Regions from separate parts of the Homo sapiens genome. Here region 1 is linked to region 2. The links are chromatin contacts, found by Hi-C or POLR2A ChIA-PET in ENCODE. All regions are on one chromosome and are shown on one strand. The core of a region is the stretch at or near the end of the contact, and the rest is flanking DNA. Distances in the headings are between cores, read along the strand shown. Region 1 overlaps SYS1 (SYS1 golgi trafficking protein). Region 2 holds the start of SLPI (secretory leukocyte peptidase inhibitor).

Region 1 (3,684 bases), core at 187-2,686, 110 kb after region 2:
GGATTTCACTGTCACTGTCCATTTCTTTCACCTCCTGGGCTGCTGGTTCTACAGCTCCCGTTTCCCCTCGGCGCTGACCTGGTGGCTGGTCCAAGCCGTGTGCATTGCACTCATGGCTGTCATCGGGGAGTACCTGTGCATGCGGACGGAGCTCAAGGAGATACCCCTCAACTCAGCCCCTAAATCCAATGTCTAGAATCAGGCCCTTTGGACATCCTGCTGACACTTGGGCCCCTTAACACCTTGGGCTGCTCAGACCCTCCAGATGAGGTCCAGCCCAGATCTGAGAGGAACCCTGGAAATGTGAAGTCTCTGTTGGTTTGGGAGAGATAGTGAGGGCCTGTCAAAGAAGGCAGGTAGCAGTCAGCATGACAGCTGCAAGAATGACCTCTGTCTGTTGAAGCCTTGGTATCTGAGAGGTCAGGAAGGGGACCTCTTTGAGGGTAATAACAGAATTGGAACCATGCCACTCTTGAGCCACAATACCTGTCACCAGCCTGTTGTTTTAAGAGAGAAAAAAAATCAAGGATATCTGATTGGAGCAAACCACTTCTTTAGTCATCTGTCTTACCCCCCTGGGACAGCTGTTACCTTTGCAGTGTTGCCGAATCACAGCAGTTACCTTTGCAGTGTTGCCGAATCACAGCAGTTCTGTTGGAGAAACGCTTGGTTTCCGGATCCAGAGCCACAGAAAGAAATGTAGGTGTGAAGTATTAGGCTGCTGTCAGGGAGAGGATGGCAGATGGAGGCATCAAGCACAAGGAAAATGCACAACCTGTGCCCTGTTATACACACGTTCATGTGCACCCAAGAACCTATGACTTTCTTCCAGTTCCTTCTACCAGGTCCCCATCCTGCTGCCAGCTCTCAACATAGCAGGCCATAGGACCCAGAGAAGAATCCCAGCGTTGCTCAAAGTCTAACCATCATAAAGACACTGCCTGTCTTCTAGGAATGACCAGGCACCCAGCTCCCACTGGACTCCAATTTTTTTTCCTGCCTTATTTAGAATTCTTTGGCGGGAAGGGTATGATGGGTTCCCAGAGACAAGAAGCCCAACCTTCTGGCCTGGGCTGTGCTGATAGTGCTGAGGGAGATAGGAATTTGCTGCTAAGATTTTTCTTTGGGGTGGAGTTTCCTCTGTGAGGGGCTTGCAGCTATCCTTCCTGTGTATACAAATACAGTATTTTCCATGGTTCTGCCTGCACTTACTTTGTAATGCCACGGTTGAGATTGAGAGAGATCAGCGCAGCCAGGCAAGGGAACTTTAAAGAATTATTAGGCCACCTTCTCCCTTTCCTGGACCCCAGAGTCATTCCTCCATTTGGTTAAAATACTCAGTGCAGGGAACTCTTACATCCTGTCTCCTTCACTTGCAGCGTCCCCTGCTATGCCTCAGGTGAACCACATAATTCTTGGGTTTCCGTTCCTACTTGCTAGTGATTTCTGAACATGTTCAATGGAGCGGCACACAGTCTAGACCCACTTCCGCATTGAAACCTTCACTGTTCCTCTTTGGTTTCTTCAGAGCTTTCCCAAGAGAGCTGTCAGTTTTCAGCTGTCAGTAACACAAATGAGTTTATGGTAACACAAATGAGTTTTGCTATCTCTCTGAGAAGCTCATCTGACCTCCTGACTCTCAGCCCTACAGAGTAGGGAGTTGATGCTGACAGGATGAAGATTTAGGAATAAATATGCCTGGGAAGAGACTGGGAAGGTTCTAGGGTGAGGCACCTCAGTAACTCATGGTACCTTGGCCAAGTTGGAAGGAAGCAGTTTGTTAATGAGGCACAGTAATCCTGGCTGCAGGGTCTAGGAGGTAAGACCAGCTGGGATGACCTTCCCTGGGTTAATCAATTTCCCTCTAGACAACACAAACTGCAGGCATGTGACTAACTTTGAAAGAACACCCATCATGTGGCTGCTGTCACCCTTGACCAGCCGTGGTGGTGGTTACTCCATCTGTGGTTGGAGCGCCTCTTTGGGATTCACTTCAAGGTCTTGTGCCTATTTTTCTGCATATCTTCTGTGATGACAAATCTCTGTCCCCTGAGTGTTAATTTGATTTTTAGAAATGGCCAAAAGTCACGTGATCCAAACTTTTTTTCAGTAATATGGAGACTGAGCTGCATGGTAGTTGGGGATCAAAAATATGTGACCTTAATGAGATTTTTATGATTTCTAAAGTAACAATAAAAGCAGTTTTTAGAGTTGAGTTCCAGAGAGGGCAGGGCAATGGCAGTGACATGTTTGTCATTTTAATAATAAATAACATCTATTGAGTGCTTAAGAGGTGTCCAGCAGTGTGGGCTGAGTGCTTTATGTCTCTTTTCAAAATCTTCACAAGAACCCTCTGAAGTAAGAAGTAACGTCATCTGTATCTTACAGATGAGGGAGCTGTAAGGAACTTACCCAAGGTGACTTTTTAGGAGCTGGCAGAGCCAGGATTTGGGCTCTAATAGTGATATTAATAAGCTCATTTTGAAGAGGTCAGTAGTTAGGGATGTATAAGTTCTGACTGGCTAAACAGTCTGGTTAAATAGTTTATCACCTTATAATCATATCTTCTTGTCCTGTCAATTTTTTTAAATACCGAGGATGAATAGTACTTTATAAACATTACTAGCTTTCTAAGAAAAGCTGATATGCAGTACATTAAATATAGCCAGAGATTTCCTTTTTTTTTTTTTTTTTTTTTTTTGAGGCAGGGTCTTACTCTGTCACCCAGGCTGGAGTGCACTGGTGTGATCTTGGCTCATCATAGCCTCAACCTCCCAGGCTCAATGATCCTCCTGCCGCAGCCCCCCAAGTAGCTGGGACTATAGGCACATGCCACCACGCCCAGCTAATTTTTGTATTTTTATTTTTATTTTTATTTTTTTAGAGACAGGGCTTTGCCACTTTGCCCAGGCTGGTCTCGAACTCCTGGGCTCAAGAGATCCACCTGCCTCGGCCTCCCAAAGTGCTGGGATTTTACAGGTGTGAGCCACCAAGCCCAACTGGCCTTTTTTTTTTTTGAAACAGAGTTTCACTCCGACTTCATTACCCAGGCTGGAATGCAGTGGCCCAATCTCAGCTTACTGCAACCTCTGCTTCCTGGGTTCAAGCAATGCTCATACTTCAGCCTCCCAAGTAGCTGGAATTACAGGTTGGCACCATCATGCTTGGCTAATTTTTGTATTTTTCATAGAGACGGGGTTTCATCATGTTGGCCAGGCTGGTCTCGAACTCTTGGCCTCTCAAGTGATCCACCCGCCTCAGCCTCCCAAAGTGCTGGGATTACAGGCATGAGCCACTGTGCCCAGCATTGGCCAGAGATTTTCAGATGATCTTAGGAATGTGGGAAATCTATTTCCAAAGGATAAAGGAAGGTACCTAGATAAGAGAGTACTAGCCCACTACTGAGTTGGCATATCTCTTAACTCTCCAGGTGTCTGAAGTTGACCTCCCTTTTTCCCACCCACCACCTGAACTCTGGCCATTCAGAGAGAAAAGTGGAGACTCCTACATAGCTGATGGTCAGAATAGTTTATAACCCTTAAAGGAGGACAGGAAAGGAAAAAGGGATGTCTGGCTCAGAGGGTACTTCTAACCCCTCGCTCTAGGCAGCCCTGTCCATATCAGTGCCAAATGAGAGCCACGATGGCAGCCAGCAGACATCAGGGGGTACAATGGGAAGCTCCA
Region 2 (4,055 bases), core at 925-3,424:
CAGAGCCTCCTCCATATGGCAGGAATCAAGCTGTGAGAGAAAATCAGATAAGAGCTTCAGCATAGAAACCAGCCAAATCATATCCACATCCTTCCTCCTGCCCAAGGATCCTTCTGAGATAGAGAAAATAGCAAGATAGCGCTATAGTTGAGAGAGACTTAGTGTCAGGAGACAAGTCTCATTTTCACCGTAAAACTCTAAACTCAAAGCATTGAACTAGATAATCCTCAAACTCCACTGATCCTTTGTGATTTCACCTCAGAAAACATGATGGAAACAACCTGAATAATAAATTCTTAGTGCACATAGTGCTTTGCAGAGCACTTTCAATCTCATTATGTACATTTTACCGATAAAGAAACTGAGACTCAGAAAGACACTTGCCCAGGACCCCCACCCAGAGACACTAGAATAGAATCAAAGCCACAGGCGATCCTATGGAAATCCTGGCCCTGAGACCTGGAGAACAGTTCTCTTGAAGGACAAGGGAGTCAGACAGAGGCTGTGCTTGGAGTAGGGTTCAGGAGTCCCCCTGCCCATATGCCTGGGCCTCCAGAGGGTTGAGGCTGAGAGGGCTGGAGGGAGCTCAGTGTGCCCTCATCCCCTGCTTACCTTTCACAGGGGAAACGCAGGATTTCCCACACATGCCCATGCAACACTTCAAGTCACGCTTGCACTGGCCATCCATCTCACAGAAATTGGGGGGGTTAAGCATCAAACATTGGCCATAAGTCACTGGGCACTTCCCAGGCTTCCTCCTTGCTGGGTGAGAGTGAGGCTACCGGTCAGAGGCCTTGTACTTTATACAACCCCTCCCATCCCCACTTTTTAGAGTGAGCCCCTGCTCCAGCTTCAGCAGGGGGGATCATCCCCTCCCCACCTCTATCACCACCACCTTCTCCCTAAGGCGGCCCCCAAACATAGCACCTGGCTCTCCTAGAACTTCAGGCCCCCCATTGATGCAGGTGGCCAGCCACCCAGTGCTGACTAGGTGGGAGGCTTCCAACTACCTGGCTATCTAAATGCCCGCTGCTTCACCAGCTGCTGGCTACCTTCCTGCTTAGGGCAGTGTGACTCACTGACGGATTGACAAGGAGGCCTGGCAGGACCCATCACCCAGTTCCATCCCTCTAATGCTGTGTCCCCAGGCTCACTCCTCTCTACCCAGTTCCCCGACCTGCTTACTTGGGTTTGGGGTGTCAACAGGATCCAGGCATTTGATGCCACAAGTGTCAGGACAACATCTCTTCTTCCCTGGACACTGCCAGTCACTCTGGCACTCAGGTTTCTTGTATCTAAGGCACTGGGCAGATTTCTTAGGAGGACAGACTCCAGCTTTGAAGGCTTTTGAAGAGAAAGTCAAGAGGTCAGGAGGAGGCTGGGTACTGAGGACCCATCATGCCTCCTGAACAAAGCACCACTTTTGAGGGGGAGAGACCCTTACCTCAGTAGCTGTCCACAAAGCCCAAAGGGTCATGCCTGCCTGATCTCCAGGTGTATTGATGGGCTTGATTAAATTAGACAAATGGACAGGGGACGTTTCACACCCAAGAAAAGGGCAGCAGGCTTCTAGTCAAGACCTCCCACCCAAGAGCAAAACAAGGCTACACAAAGGCAGAGAGGAAGGCTGGGAGTGATGGAGATGGAGAGAGGTAAACAAAGATAAATAGAACCAGTGTGAGAGAAGTTGAGAGCTAAAGCCCAAGGCAGAAGCACAGAGACAAAATAGCAGAAGCAAAGACACAAGGAAGCAGAGTCAGAAACTAATGATTTGAGAGTCGCAGACAGGTGAAGAAGAAGGCGGAGTATGAGAGAGAGAGAGAGAGAGAGAGAGAGAGAGAGAGAGTGGGACCTGGGCTGACAGCATGGCTGCATAGAGGAAGCATTTCCAGAAGCTCAAACTGTCACACAAACCTTGGAGCTCAGCCAGACATGTATTCCACCCTCAGGGAGGTCTCCCGAAACTAAGCTGAGGGATCAGAGCCTACAGAAGGGGACACACCCACACCACAAGGAGACCCCACCTCTGACCCTGCAGCCCAGATTAGACCAGAGTGACTCCAACTTACACTTTCCAGAGCCTTCCACAGCCCAAGGTGCCAGAGTTCCCAGGGCAAGCAGCACCAGGAAGGGGAAGAGGCCGCTGGACTTCATGGTGAAGGCAGGAGTGACTCTGATGGCCAATGCCAAACCTCACTATTTATTCTTTCACCAGTGGGTGTGGCCCCACCAGAATTCTTTCGGCCTCTCCCAGCTACTATTGCATAAGCAGGAAACGTAGCCAGAGACCAGAAATCCTGACACCAAGGAGATTGTTTATCTTTCCTATGCCAGGTAAGGCTATGAGGCCAACACAGCAACTATCAGAAAAGAAAGGGAAGAGATTGGCCTGGGAAGTTGGTTGATTAAAGAGGCCATCTCAGTGTCCATCTGAGCCCTAAACATCACAAGATCCCAGGCCATTAGCCTTATAGGTGGAGAGAGGGAAGAAGTGGTCAATTGCAAAGGTGCTACCCGGACCTGGAACTAAAACCAGACACAGACTCCCTGCTGAGACTTTGTGCAATACATTCTATTCTCACATTGCTAATTCTGATTCTCACATTACTGGACTCTCAGGCATTGTGAAACTCTGCTGATTACTCAATGCAGTTTCTTTCTCAAAAGTTCAGCTCGTTCAACCAACTGATACTTAGTTCCCTGAAATATTTACACCGTTATATCCCCAGTGCCTGTTCTGTGCCTGACACAGGAAAAGCACTCACAAATGAAAGCTGAAGAAGAGCTCCGCTCTCCACAAATCTCTCTGGAGCTCAGTTGTCTCAGCTGTGAAATGAAATGATACTAACAAGTCAGCCCTTCTCAGAGGGTTATGAAATTAAGGGCATGAAGGGACTCTGAATGAAAAGAACAAATGAATAGTATCCCTTCCCACTAAAGAGAATTGAAATGAATCTGAGATAAAGGGGGAAAGCAGCTCATCAGTCACTGTAATCTACATTTAGCTGTGAGATAATTTGAGATCTTAGAGGATTGCTTCCTAAAATTCCCCAAAATCCCTTACAGATCTCACATGACAGCAAAAAATTAAACCCATTCTATTTGCTACCCAGTCTGCATAGGTTGCTTCTAATTATAAAGAGAGCGACCATTATCTCTAAAATTCAGCCCATAGCTGAGTGTAGGGTCGCACACTTGCTGTCTCAGCTGCCCAGGAGGCTGAGGTGTATGGATTCCTTGAGAGTAGGAGTTTGAGACCAGCCCTGGCCACATATTGAGACCCCATCTCTACAAAAAAATGTAAAAAATTAGCCAGGCATGATGACGTACGTATGCCTGTAGTCCCAGCTACTTGGGAGGCTGAGCCAGGAGGATCGCTTTAGCCCAGGAGTTTGAGGCTGCAGTGAGCCATGATTGTGCCACTGCATTCCAGCTTGGGGGACAGAGCGATACCCTGTCTTAAAAAAATAAAATAAAATAAAATTCAACCAAAGCTCATCTAGCTACAAACTCCAAGCTCTTGACTCATTATCTTCATGCTTGGAATTCTCCCATTCATTCCTAAGGTGAAGGTTTGTGGAACTTTCCACAGACATGAAAGACCCACTCATTATCAAGTAGCGATGGCCCCACATGAAGTATTTAAGTATTCCACAACCAAACAGGCAACTGGCAGCAGATCCCTTTATACAAAAGTCACTCCATGGTTTGAATTTTGGTGGATCAGAAGACTTGGACATAATCAATCATCAGTCAAATTTTGGTGGAAAAAGAAAAGGAAGAAAATTAATATGCACAAGGTAACTACTATGAGCCAGGTGCATTCACTCTTAGTTGGAGTACTTAGTAGGGTAGGTAAGAGAGAAATGGAGGCTATGATTTCCACCAATGGGTAATGACACTCTCAGGTCAAGATTTTTGTTCTCACTTCCACCACCCAGGGGATAATTTGATTTCTCTCACAGAGTTCCTGTTCTCTCTCTCTCTCTCTCTCTCTGTTTGTTCCTATTTTCCTCAGTGCCACACTCAAGAAATTATCTGGAGTTTTCTAAATA

What was found. A loop is a pair of places that touch in the nucleus more often than their neighbours do. ChIA-PET counts read pairs that join two places held with the same protein, here RNA polymerase II (POLR2A). Pooled maps may share reads with other maps.
Region 1: a pooled map shows a loop between it and region 2 (3-fold over the local background). The contact joins the enhancer-like site here to the promoter of SLPI in region 2. A Hi-C loop is called at or near these places in 2 of 50 pooled maps. POLR2A ChIA-PET finds 5 or more read pairs at or near these places in 2 of 52 experiments (MCF 10A and PC-3).

The regions. Positions count from the first base shown.
Region 1 is chr20:45,366,920-45,370,603 of GRCh38, forward strand. SYS1 (SYS1 golgi trafficking protein) reads left to right here. Exons shown (of 4, transcript NM_033542.4): 4 at 1-2,290. The coding sequence ends at 196. The region is part of intron 3 of SYS1-DBNDD2 (SYS1-DBNDD2 readthrough (NMD candidate)); the gene reads left to right. Among named protein-coding and RNA genes, the nearest start is that of SYS1-DBNDD2, 5.6 kb to the left of the region's middle. RefSeq lists enhancers at 1,299-1,348, 2,009-2,068 and a silencer at 1,849-1,938. Within about 2 kb of position 1,437, at least 9 of the 41 ENCODE cell types and tissues checked have a DNase peak (open chromatin) inside an H3K27ac peak, as active enhancers do.
Region 2 is chr20:45,252,390-45,256,444 of GRCh38, forward strand. SLPI (secretory leukocyte peptidase inhibitor) reads right to left here and starts at 2,175. Exons shown (of 4, transcript NM_003064.4): 1 at 2,070-2,175; 2 at 1,186-1,344; 3 at 613-762; 4 at 1-30. The coding sequence starts at 2,154. The coding sequence ends at 26. The region is part of intron 2 of LOC105372630 (a long non-coding RNA gene); the gene reads left to right.